2 separate regions of the Homo sapiens genome follow, and region 1 is linked to region 2. Evidence: chromatin contacts called from ENCODE Hi-C data. All regions are on one chromosome and are shown on one strand. The core of a region is the stretch at or near the end of the contact, and the rest is flanking DNA. Distances in the headings are between cores, read along the strand shown. Region 1 overlaps SENP7 (SUMO specific peptidase 7). Region 2 overlaps CMSS1 (cms1 ribosomal small subunit homolog).

What was found. Hi-C counts contacts between places; a loop is a spot of excess contacts on that map. Pooled maps may share reads with other maps.
Region 1: a map with no recorded cell type shows a loop between it and region 2 (5-fold over the local background). The contact joins two enhancer-like sites. A Hi-C loop is called at or near these places in 2 of 37 single-sample maps with no recorded cell type and 2 of 50 pooled maps.

Annotation. Positions count from the first base shown.
Region 1 is chr3:101,378,658-101,385,089 of GRCh38, reverse strand. The region is part of intron 6 of SENP7 (SUMO specific peptidase 7); the gene reads left to right. Among named protein-coding and RNA genes, the nearest start is that of IMPG2, 61 kb to the right of the region's middle. Within about 2 kb of position 4,974, at least 3 of the 41 ENCODE cell types and tissues checked have a DNase peak (open chromatin) inside an H3K27ac peak, as active enhancers do.
Region 2 is chr3:100,043,649-100,050,354 of GRCh38, reverse strand. All of the region lies in intron 1 of CMSS1 (cms1 ribosomal small subunit homolog), which reads right to left. The region is part of intron 1 of FILIP1L (filamin A interacting protein 1 like); the gene reads left to right. Among named protein-coding and RNA genes, the nearest start is that of FILIP1L, 67 kb to the left of the region's middle. RefSeq lists an enhancer at 2,507-2,596. Within about 2 kb of position 3,179, at least 14 of the 41 ENCODE cell types and tissues checked have a DNase peak (open chromatin) inside an H3K27ac peak, as active enhancers do.

The sequences.
Region 1 (6,432 bases), core at 3,725-6,224, 1.3 Mb before region 2:
TCTAACAAGATTAGGTGTTACGATTAAACTTTTTTTGATAAGCCGTAGGCAAAAATATATAATTGTTTTCATTAAATTGTCTTCATTTCATTCGTCTTTTATTTTTTGTATTAGGCCATTCTTGCACTGCTATTAGTGAAATACCCAATACTGGGTAGTATGTAAGAAATGAGGTTTAATAGGCTCACAGTTCTACAGACTGTACAGGAAGCATAGCAGCATCTGCTTCTGGGGAGACCTCAGGAAGCTTACAATCGTGGTGATGTCACAGGATCCTTGTGGTGTTGCTTCGCCAGCTGGTGACCTCTTTGCCTGAGTTTTACTTGGGTCTGCTGGGCTTGTTCTGCCCACTTGGCCTGGCAGGCTGTGCTTGGCTCCCACTACTGGCCCGGATTCCATACCTGCCAACGGCGAGCCAGGTGCAGAGTGGCGAGGGGTGTGTGAGCGAGTGAGTGCTGGGTCTGGCCACTGTGCACAGCCAGGCATGTCGGCTGTGGTGGGACGGGCAGCTCCAGGTGCTGGCACGGGTGCTGGCTTCCCACAAGACTGCAGTTGGACCAGTCGTACTGCAAGTGGCTTCCACTGCTGGCACTGGGGATTGAGGTGGTGCCCAGAAGCTTGGAGACACCAGGAACTGCAGAGCCCCAAAGAGGGTGTCACAGCCCTGGCTAGGGGAACTCTTAGGTGGGCTCCCTTAAGGGCCACAGCTCTTCTTTCCTTCTGTCTTCTCTTCTTCTAGTCACCCGCAACGTGGCAAGAGTGTGTAGCACCCTTTTTAGCCCTGTTTGTATTATAGCTCTTCCAGTCCTGCCACTTGGCAAGTCCTGAATTCTTGTCCTGTGTTCAGGAAGAATTAGGTATGTGGACAACTGGAGGGTGAGTAAGGTAAAGTGGTGTTTTATTGAGTGACAGTACAGCTCTCAGGAGACCTGAAGTGGATAGCTCCTATTTGCAGGCAGGTGATCCTGTCGAGTATACAGCTCTCAGCTGAGAGGGGACCCACAGTGGGTAGCTTCTCTCTGCAGGCAGGTAGTCCTGATATCTGCCCAAGTCTGGCTGAGTCCAGGGGTTTTTATGGCCTTTGGAGGGTAGGAAGTGCACGCTTATTGGTCCATAGGCAGCCATGGCTCAGCCTGGAGAAAGCACCATAAGTTGTCACTCTGGTCCACGGAACTGGGAGCCTGGGCCCCAGACTTCAGGCTGTCCCAGGCCTGAAGGAGGGGCTTCACTGGGGACACTCCCCTTTCTGCCCAGGAACTGGTCTGCCTCCCACTGCCATCAACCTCCTATCCCCAGTGCCCAGGCAGTTCATGCTGAGGGGTGCCTGCAGGCCCACACTGAGCTGCCCTCAGCATCCCCTTCCCTCCTGTGCTCATTGGCCCCCAAAGTCCAGAGGGGGCTGAGGTGGCAGGGGGCTGGCGTGTACCCGAGCATGTGTACACCTGGCCAGGTTGTGACAGTGCCTCGCCTTGGCCTCAACTTTGCTCTAGAATTGGAGTGGGCACTGAGAGTGGAGAGGCTGGGCAGTGGGAGCAGACACTTCTGAGTGTGCGGGGGCATGGGGGCCTTCCTGGGCTCCTTAGAGTACAGGAATGCCCAGGTTTGCAGCTGTGGCTATGTGGCTGCAGCAGTGCTGGGGAAGGCAGGACTCCCGCCCCTCCAACTTGGAAGGAGGGTGGGGCTTCTGCCTGTTCCCAGCTCCCACCAGCTCTGTGGAATTTGCAGTCCCGGCTGTGCCTCCCCCACTGCAGCCGGCCTCTTTGCAGCAGCTGCTCCAGATGGGCTGCTGCTGCTGCCATCAGTGGAAAGCAAAGGGGGAGCAGGCACATCACATGGTGAAAGCAGGAGCAAGAGAAAGAGTGGGGAGGCTGCTACACACTCTTAACCAGATGTAGCAAGAACTCACTCACTTATCATGAAGACGGCACCAAGCCCTGAAGGATCTGCTCCCATGACCTAAACACCTCTCACCAGGCCTCACCTCTAGCATGGGGATATAGTTCACTATGAGATTTGGTCAGGGACAATTATCCAAACTTAATCATTTTTAGTGAATATGTTTTAAAAAATTTCTTATATGAGTTTCTGTTAGTATTTGTCCTTATTAGGGTGCTCATCTCTTATTCATTTTAAAAACTCTCATTAAAGGTATTGACTCTTTGTAATATGTATTGTAAATTGTTTTTCAAGTTTGCTATACTACACTTTCTTTATAGTATCTTTGATATAGAAGACTTTTAGTTTATTTTGCAAAATATGTTAGTGTTTAATTCCTGTGTTTTGGCTTATCCCTGGCAAGACCTCTTTAACCCCAAATATGGAGATAAGTCAGCCAGCTACTGTTCTCATTTGTACTGCTTTAGATGAGCTATCAATTCCTGAACAAGTCTGTAGATTACTTTCCTAATTGAAGTTCTGATTCTTTTTTTGCCCTTCCATTATAAATATTTATTAAGAACTCCCTTTTAGGTCAGACTGAGCAGAATGTTTTAGTATTTTTAAATTTTACTTCCCATTGGGATTTTTAGAAATACTTTATAACTGCTAATGTAAAGAAGTCTAATTTAATTTCCAAATAATATATACCGAATTGTATTAGAAAATAGGCTTGGGTGTGGTGACTCATACCTGTAATCTCAGTGCTTTGGGAGGCCAAGATAGGAGGATGGCTTGAGGTCAGGAGTTCAAGATCAGCCTGGGAAGCATAGCAAGACCCTGTCTCTACAAAAAACTTTTAAAAAAAGAATTAGTCAGGTGCAGTACTGTGTGCCTGTAGTCCTATCTACTAAGAAAGCTGAAGCTGGAAGGTTGCTTGAGCCCAGGAGTTAGAGGTTACAATGAGCGATGATCAAGCCACTGCACTCCAGCATGGGTGACAGAGTGAGACCCTGTACCTAAAAATAAAAAAAAGAAGAAAAATATTTCATAAAATTATGTTTTACAAAAGTAATAAAGGTTTTATTGTAGCTAGCCACTCAGCAGGGATTGGTAATTAGCCTTGAGTGAAAGGGATCAAATTGCTATTTTAAATTGCAAGACTCTAATATAGACTTCCAACAGAGGGAGCCCAAAGCTTTTAAATGGAAGTGGAGGAGGTTTCATTTTTATTAATGTATTCCAGCTCTGTCATAGTTTCCTATATTCATGTCAGTTGATTTTCTTTTTAAGCTTTCCTTTGGTAATTTGGTAATGACAATAATCCACATAAACACTAAAGAAGATACTCTATTTTGAGATCATTTTCCCCTGTTAACTTAAAATTTCTCTTCTATGTTTTATGTCATAAATTTTCTTCTGACTAGCAATTTGAAAAACACTGATACAAATAGTGCATATATCCTAAGTTCAACTCCTTTATGCTAGAAACATTAGTCAGTTTTGAATAAAATTACTAATAATGATACTCATTTGCACGGTTAACTCTTGAACATTTGCATTATATGGTTATCACTCTTTTCAAAATAATATTTCATTATTATCTATATGTAATTTATGTAAACATTTAAACTTTTTCCTAATTTGAACAATAATGCATATTTATATTAAGAGATATATAGAAAAGTATGAAATTGATATTACCCATAATCCATTCCTCAATAATAAGCATTGATAATATTTTGATATGCTTTCATCTAAATATTTTTCTGGATTAAATGATTATAATCATGAAAAATAGTGTTATTTTTATTCATTTCACACTATCCTCTTTTGATATTAATCTTTACTTTAGGCCTATGAGATAGATAGGAGAGCAGTTAATATTTCTATTTTATAAATGTGGAAACTTTTTGAGGTTCAAAGAGATTAAGTGGCAGAGGTAGAACTATAACACAGGTCTAATATATATGAGATGCATTTAAGTTAAAAAACATAATGTTAAAATAAACACCCAAATGTTCACCTTCTATTAAAAAATAGACTATTATCAGCATCACCGAAGCCTTCTGTGTTCCCCACTTTGCCCATTCTGTCCCATTCCCATGCATTCGCCTTAGAATTAACCACTTTTCTGAATTTTAAGTTTTATATAATTGTGAACTTTAGAAAAATGATTCAGGTTACTGAACAATATGTATTACATGGCATGCATTTTTTTTGCCTAACATTTTTGTGAGATTCATTCATGTTGATGCATAGAGCTAGAGATCATCCAGTTTTACTTATGTATTTATTGTATTAATATTAAAAATAGATCTACCTACTTTTTATTGATGGAGTTTGGATTGTATCCAGTTTTTTTTCTCTCATAAACAATGCTCCTTTGGACATTTTCATTTTATATGTGTTGCCAGTAAATAGTATGTATCTGGATACTTCTCTTTTTACATTCAGTCTACATTTATTTTTAACTATAAGGCATAGTCTGTTTATATTTTATACTACTATTTTTCTTTATGCTTTTTATTTGGTCTGCTTGACTTTTTTTCCTTTCTTGTATTTTTTTTTTTTTTAGAGATAGGTCTTGCTATGTTGCCCAGGCTGGAGTGCAGTGGCTATTTACAGGCATGATTATAGTGCACTACAGCCTTGAACTCCTGGCCTCAAGTCAGCCTTCGAAGTAGCACACTATAGGTGTGCACCACTGTGCCCCACCCATTCTTGTATTTTAAAAATTAGTTATGTTTTGTTTTGTGTGTGTGTGTGGGGGGGGGGGCGGTGGTTTGCTTTACGTTCTAGAAGATTTAGACTCTTTCTATTTTTAAATAGTTTTCTATAAATTATAATATACTTGATAGACCTATCAAAGTCCAAAGTTAATTAGTATCTGTGTTCTCATTTTGAATAATAGGGACTTTAATCTATTTTAAGTACATTCACATTATTGTACAACCATTACCACCATTCATTTTCAGAACTTTTTTCATTTTTACCAAACTGAAACTCTGTATCTATGAAACAGGAACTCCTCATTCCTCTCTCCCCCTAAACCCTGACAGCCACCATTCTACTTTCAGTTTCTATGATTTATTTCATGACCCTAAGTACCTTAAATAAGTGGAATCACAGTATTTGTCCTTTGCTAACTGACTTATCTCGCTTAGCATAGTGTCTTAAAAGTTCATCTATGTTGCAGCATGTGTCAGAATGTTCTTCCTTTTTAAGGCTGACTATATTCCATTTTATGTATCAACTAAATTTTGTTCTATTCATCTGTTGATAGATAGTGGTGTTGCTTCTACATTTTGGCTATTGTGTGTAATGCCATTATGAACATGGGTGTTCAGTGTGTGTTTGTATCTCTCCTTTAAGTTCTTTTGGGTATATATCCAGAAGTAGAAGTGCTGGATCATATGGCAATCTATTTTTAGCTTTTTGAGGAAACATCATACTATTATTCATAGTGGCTGCACCATGTTACATTGCCACCAGCAGTGCACAAGGGTTCCAGTTACTCCATATCTCGCCAATACTTGTTTTCGTTTTTTTGATAATAACCATCCTAATGCATGTGAGGTGGAATCTCATTGTGATTTTGATTTTCATTTTCCTAATGAATAGTGATATTGAACATCTTTTCGTGTTGTTGGCCATTTATATGTCTTCTTTAGAGAAATGTTTATTCAAGTACTTTGCCTGCTTTTGAATTGGATTTTTTTTGTAAGTTGTAGGATTTCTTTATATATTCTGGATACTGATCCCTTAATAGATATGGGATTTGCAAATATTTCGTCTCATTCTGTGGGTTGCCTTTTTACTCTGATGAAGTCTACGTAATCTGTTTCTTTAGTTGACTGTGCTTTTGTTGTCATATTCAGAAATGTTAACAAATCTAATGTGAAGATTTTCCCCTATGTTTTCTTCCAAGAATTTTCAAAATAGCTTTATGCCTTATGCTTAGGTCTCTGATCCATTTTGTGTTAATTATTGTATATGGTGTTAGGTAAGGGTACAGATTCATTGTTTTGCATGTGGCTATTCAGTTTTTCCAGCATCATTTGTTGAAAAGGCTGCCCTTTCCTCATTGAATGGTCTTGGTACCCTTGTTGAAAATCATTTGACCATGTATTTGAGGGTTTATTTCTGGGATCTCTATTCTGTTCTGTTGGTTTATGTGTCTGTTTTTATACTAGTACCACACTGTTTTGATTACCGTAGCTTTACAGAAAGTTTTGAAATCAGAGAGTATTAATCCTGCAACTTTGTACTTTATTTATTTATTGGTAGGTTTTTTTTCTCTGAACACTTAAAAGATTTCACTCCACAGTGTTCTTACTTGCATGGTTTCTGAGAAATGAGATACAATTCTTGTCTTTGTTTTTCTATAGTTAAGGGCTTATTTTTTTCTGGATTTTATTAACTGTTTTTAAATCTTTGATTTTTTTGCAGTTTAATATGATATGCCTAGGTGTTATTTTTTGGGCATTTATTCTCTTTGGTGTTCTCTGAACTTGCCAGTCTGTGATTTGGTGTCTGACATTAATTTGGGGAAAT
Region 2 (6,706 bases), core at 1,930-4,429:
AAAAGATATGGCTTTCTCTGATATTGCCCAAACTCCCTCTCTGTGTAAGTTCCTGACTCATTAGAGGGCACATTTAAAAATCACTCAGAGTTATAAGGGAGGTTAATACAGCACCACAGTGTCATATTTTTAAGAAGGATTCTTCTTTTTATTTATTGATCTATGAAACTGATCTACCAGAAATGCTGGTAAATAAACAAATTTTAAAAATTTGCCCCCGAACACTACCCCATGATGCCCTTAATAGATTCATTCCACAGGTGAGTCTGTGTGATTAAAAAAGCATGTTCCTTTTCACTTAGGCCACTAGGAAGCTTAGAGCTAAATAGTGATTAACTTCTAATAACCGTAAAGAACCACACAGTATATGGTCCTTTGAACAACTCAGAAGTTAGGGTCACTGACCCTCTGTGCAGTTGAAAATCGCATATAACTTTTGACTCCCCCCAAACTTAACTACTAGTAGCTTACTGTTGACCAGAAGCCTTATTGATAAAATAAAAAGTCAATTAACAAGTATTTTGTATGTTGTATATATATTATAAACAGTAGTCTTACAATAAAGTGAGCTAGAGAAAAGAAAATGTTAGAAGACAATCATAAGGAAGAGAAAGTACATTTACTATTTGTTAAGAAAATATATTTACTATTCATTATTCTTCAAGTAGGCTGAGAAGGAGGAGGAAGAAGGGTTGCTCTTGCTGTCTCAGGAATGGCAGAAGTCGACAGAGTTCAAAACCATGTTGTTCAAGGGTCAACTTATTTCTGTTTCTCACTATTATCTCTGGCTTTATATTCTAATCACTTTTATTCCCTCAATGAATTATTTTAATTTTCTGTACTGCATATGTTTTGGAAGTGAGGTATAAATAGATCAATCAATAAAAAGAAGACTCCCTCTTAAAAATATGACACTCTAGTGCCATATTAACCTCCCTTATAATGCTGAGTGATTTTTTAAAAAGCTCTCCCCAAATTAATCCTTCATCGACTTTGGTAAGTTCGGTAAGACCCTAGGGTTTCATAACAAGCTAGAAGAGCAATAGTCTAACCTCTAATCTTTGTTGAGTATGCTCAAACCTCAAAAACAGATGATAAATGAAACAAGAGAACAGTTTATTTGTTACCATGATTTATTGCCACGTTTCTATAATGTAGAGAAGATATGTGTTCCCAAAGGTATAACTTCAAATAGTAAGGAGAGAAGGTAAAAGAAAAAACAAGGAAAGAGAACTGTTTGCAATTGTCAGACACAAATTTCTACAGTTTTTTTCCAGTTAAATTCAGACATCGACTTTGTTTCTGGCATAAAAATTTTATGCCCTTTTGTTTGCTATACTCTTTTATTCATATAAGATGTAATCCATTAGGTTTGAAAATAGACAATTGTGTGTGTGGTAACTTTAATTCCATGACACAAACAAAAGTGCTTTTCCATAACTGTCCAAGTCCATATTTAAGCAATCAGTCTAGGCCATCATATCAACCTTATATAATTCTGCACAACAGATTTTTTTTTAAAGAGTAAAATACAATTTTAGAAGCAGAAAGAAAATGTCCTAGGAGAAAAACCTAGGGCTAGTTAGGAAAATCTGGAATCCCAGTCTTTGTCCATGTACAGGGGCTGAGAAACATAAAACCCACCTGGACTTGATTGCTTCCTTTAGTGAGATGTTAACAGAGTGGAAATGATTCCTGATTTGGCTTTTATTTTCCCTCTCTAAATGGCAGTCCAAAAAAGTGGTGCAAGAATCACCTGGCACCTCAATTACCATGCTCAGTTTCTCCCCTGACACTGTGTGGTGGGTTGTGTCACAATAACTTTGCACCCACAGATATGGCTTCAGGGTGGGCTCTGACTGAGATGGAGTGAGCTCCGTGTCACAGCTTGCCTCGGTTAGCCACAGCTGCAGGGAAGAGCTGGCTCTACTCTTCCTCCTCTTTCCCCAACTCACCCCAAGCAAATGCTTCAAGCAGCTGCCATACTTGAGGGCTGGCAGTGCCGAAGGCTCTGAAGGTCTGGAAAGGGGAGAAATGAGGGGCCTCTGGGACTAAAGCATAACCAAATTAAGGGATAAACAAGTGAGTTAACTTTAAGTCTATTGCTAGTTTTCCTAGTAAAATAAAGACAGTGGAAGGATTTGGTCTGGACCTATCTGTCCCCTTCCCTGAGGGCTGTTCAGCAGAGCTTGGGACCTGGTCATTTGTGGGGCAAACAGGGCCAGAATGCAGGAAGACAATGCAAGCACAAGTGGACTTGGATTGTGGCTGTTTGGCCCCTATATGCCAGCTTGCCTGGGACAGTCCCTTACTACTAATTTAAACCCTTTCACTTTCACAAGCTATGGCCCAGTGTTTCTTAGGAGGGTATATTTACACTATAGGAGGGACAATTCGTTCTTTCATGAGTCTGCTCAACTCACCATAGAAAATTTGCCTACTAAGTGCCAGAAGCTACCTCCATCCTATCATTTTTCGCCCACCCTGTCATTTTGACAACCAAAAATGCCTTCCTTTTTTTTTTCAAATGCCTTCTGGGGAGAGCAGTGAGGCCCAGACGCACAGCCACTGAATGCCCTGTCAGTTAAAAGAGGAAGCAGAGGCTAAGAGAGGTGAAATGATTTGATTGAGGCTATAGCTAGACAGTGGCAGGGGCATTGTTTCTTGACTTCACATACAGTGAGGCTTCCAGAAGGACAAAACTCTACTGTCTCTTGACAGACACCTGCAGTTGAATCACTGTTTGCGGAGGCATAAACTGCAGGGAAAGAATTTACATGTGGTAATACCAGTGTTTTATTTGTGGCCACTTAATCATTCGCAGTCAGTAGCTTTATGACCCTCGCTGGTTTCAGAGGTTATGAATAATAATGGTATTCTTTAAGGAGGACATGATACTTTAGTTTTTTTAAACACATAGAATTTGGAGTTAAGTCATAAAAGCTTTCCAGAAAGGAAGAGGAGAGTTGTCATTAATTTTTAAATGCATGAAGCTTAAAGAGGGATTTACAATAATAGCATCAATAAATATGCTTTGGAAGCACCTTTTCTTCAAGGAATTCAAAACCTTTTTTTCTTCTAAAAATGTTTAAAGATATATTGTTCTCAAAAGAAGAAAATAACAACACTTCCCTCCGATAGTTTTTACTAGTTTCACTTCCTTAAAAGCATTTAATCCTGAAAATAACCCTAGAAAGGTAGGCAGAGAAAGTATTATACCCATTTTACCAACAAGGAAATTTAGGTTAGAAAACTTCAATGGCTAAACATTTAGCAGTTTTGGACCTTCAAAACCTGAGGACAATACCCTTTACATTTTATCTTGAAAACTCAAGTCGGGAGCACTGTTGATAGTCAATTATTATATTTACTTAAATAACAGCCTCTTTCTCCATGATTTAGGAGGAAATATTTTTTCCCTCTACCTAATTACTCATGGTCATTTGTTCTGCCTACCAACAGTAGTCCTGAACCATGGAAAATAGGAAAACTGGGTTACTTGGCCACTCACCACTCACTGAGCACTTACTATCTATTAGGCCCTGGCTGAGGTATTGAAGATACAAAGGCTAATCAGACCTGGCCTTATCAGGTTTGAAGGGTTCAAAACCATCTTGAGAGCATTTTGAGTATTTTTCTCACTTCTGTCAGCGCTGACTTATTTCTATTACCTGGAGCTGAGATGGCCAAGTGGTTGGTTGTGATTTTGCCCAGGCCAGGTCATTCCCTGTAATGACAACAGGACCCCTCTTTTGCTAACCTCTCTCCTCACAAAAACATCAACAACAACCAATTGTAACAACAATCCCAAATCCTGGGGGGAGTTGGGGAATTCTAGATTTATAATCTCTGTATATACAACAAGCTCTAGAGATAAAACTATGATCTACCAGTTAGGCTACTACTAGTAAACTTAAAAAAAAAAAAAGGTTGTTTACTTTCAGTGACAACTTTGAGAAATAGGTGAACAACCTGATACTTTTAACTACATTGCCAAATATAAAAATAATTCTGCAAATTCTGAATTTCCCTTTTTAAGACATGTCTGAGGCATAAGGAGGAGTGGACTATCTAGAATTAGGAATTTTCACAACTCTAAAGAAGTTACTGGATCCAAACGCTGGAATATCCTGGCCCTGATCAGTTTCAAGTATTCAGGATTAGATTCATAGAGTTATCAGTGCCCTGGGAAATTTGATGAGCCTGTTATTGAGAATACAGCTATTTAGCTGTGAAGCCTTGGGGGAAAACCAAGCAGTCATCATGTTACAATTCCTCACTATTCTCTTGCCTCTCCATACCCTTTCCTTAAAAAATAAACAAACAAAGCAAGCATGTGGCAAACATGTTTCCATTTTTCCACCAAGAATGCAGATGTGACAGCTTCTTCCCCTTCCCTTCTCTCATCCACCCCAGCTCCGCCTCCTCCCCCTTCCCCAGTGACCTCATCCCTGCGCAGAAAGGACACCAGCTGCAGGGAGGGTCAGACTCCACCAAGTGGGATCATTATCATCATTAGGAATGCCAAGAAGCCCAGAAGGCCTTGCTGACATGTGCAATGTGTTACAGCTTTCTGTGGTTTCCCCACATTCACAGCAAAGCTGCCGTCTGGAAATGTAAAGGCTTTGCCTTCCTAAAAATAATGTTACCAGAAGAATATTTAGACAGATATTTCTCAACAAATCAATCAGTCACTGCAGCAGCAATAATGAGAACCCACCAAGATGAAGAACCTGGGGGCAGCCTCAGAAATCATTTGGGTCCAAATGTCCCATTTAAGATAAATGAAGTCCCCTGATTTTTCAGGGGGAGAATTATAGGAGGTGTTTGCGAGAGGAGGGATGCCTGGGAATTAAAAATTACAAAAAAAAAATTCTAACACAGCAGCACAATGAAAGCTAATGGTTTTATCTCGATTTTATACACATATTTTCACAGATTTATGTTCATTCCTTTATTCACTCTTTTCCACTCTCCTCTTTGTCAATTAGTGCTAACTCAGAGAATAAGGCTGTGAGATTTTCCTAGACATAGTAATAATGGCAATTACCATATATTGAGTGCTTACTATGAGCTAGATACTGTGCTATGTGCTGTACGCATCCCTTTCAACCTCTTTGCACAGCTAGATCATTACTTCCAAGTTATAGATGCAACAACTAAGGCTTCGAGAGGTCATATTCGCAGCTTTAAATATAATCTATAAACTGTTATCCAATTTATATTTCTAGCCTACATCTCTTGTGAGCGCCAGATCTGTTTTTACAATTACCTGCATACCATCTCCCCTTGGATATATCACAAGCATCTCAGATCAAACATGTTCCAAACTGAGCTTAGGATCTAGTCCTCTCTACGCCCAGGCTAGACTCTCCTCTAAATGTTCTTAACTTCAGGAAACAGCACCTCATATCAGAAAAATGGAAGTCATCAGAGACACTACTATTCTGCAATGTCACCAAAGCAGAGAGCCACTAGTCCTGTCAGCTCTACCTCCTAAATCTGTTTTGGAGCCATTAACCACTCCATTGACTGCCACCATCATCTCTCACCTGAAAAATGGCACCAGCCTTTTTCACATTGGTTTCCTTCTCTCATCTACTGTGTGATGAGGTACAATAATCAGAGTGATTTAAATACAAATCAAGTTTTTACCTCATTAAAAAAATCTTTCAATGGTTACTCATTGCTCTTAGAAAAGACCAAGATTCTTGCCAGTGCCTATAAGGCCCTGTATAATCTGGCTTCACTACCTCTGTATCTTTCTACTTCCCTCTCTTTCACTGGGCTCTAGTCTAGCTTGACTTTTTTCAGTTCCTCTTTTGTCTCAAGTTCCTTCCTGACTTGGGTTCTTGGAGCAAGCTGTCCTTTAGCCTGTGATGCTCTTGTATACTCTGTTTGGCTAACTCCTACTCATTCTTTGAGCCTCAGCTTACCTATTGTTTCAAAAATAGTTTTCACTGCCCCCCTTGACAGATTACCCCTGTGTTACTTCTTTATACTATGATGTAAATACTTATTTAAATATTTATTTTTCACTGGTTTCCCTAACTAGAATATAAACTTCATTAGGGCAAAGACCATGTCAATCTTGTAAACAACTGCATCGCTTGTGCCCATCACAATGCCTGGCACATAGAAGACGCTCAATCAAAATTTGTTAAATGAATAAACGAGGCAAGTAACTGGCTCAAGGTCACAGGATTTGAACCCAAATCTCAATGTGTCTTGTTCTAAAGCACATTCCCTTTTAAAATCTTGCAAAGCAGGACAGAGTTTGTCATAGAAATATGGTATATACACCCAATGAACTACTAGCTAGCCTTCAAACAGAAGGAAATTCTGTCCTTCCAACAACGTGGATGGAACTGGAGGACATCATGCTAAGTGAAATAAGCTAGGCACAGAAAGACAAGTATGTATGATCTCATTTCTATGTAGAATCTAAAAAGCTGATCTCTATTGCACTGCATAATGACTACAGTTATTCAAAATAACATACTGCATATTTCAAAATTGCTAAAAGGATAGATTTTTAATGTTCTTGTCACAATAAAATAAGTTGGTGAGGTGATGGATATGTTAACTAGCTTGATTGATTCTTTCTATAATGTATACAGAGATTAAAATATCACATTGTATCCCCTAAATATACACAATTTTTTGTCATTTTGTAAAAAAAGTTTTAAAAAATAAATTCAACATA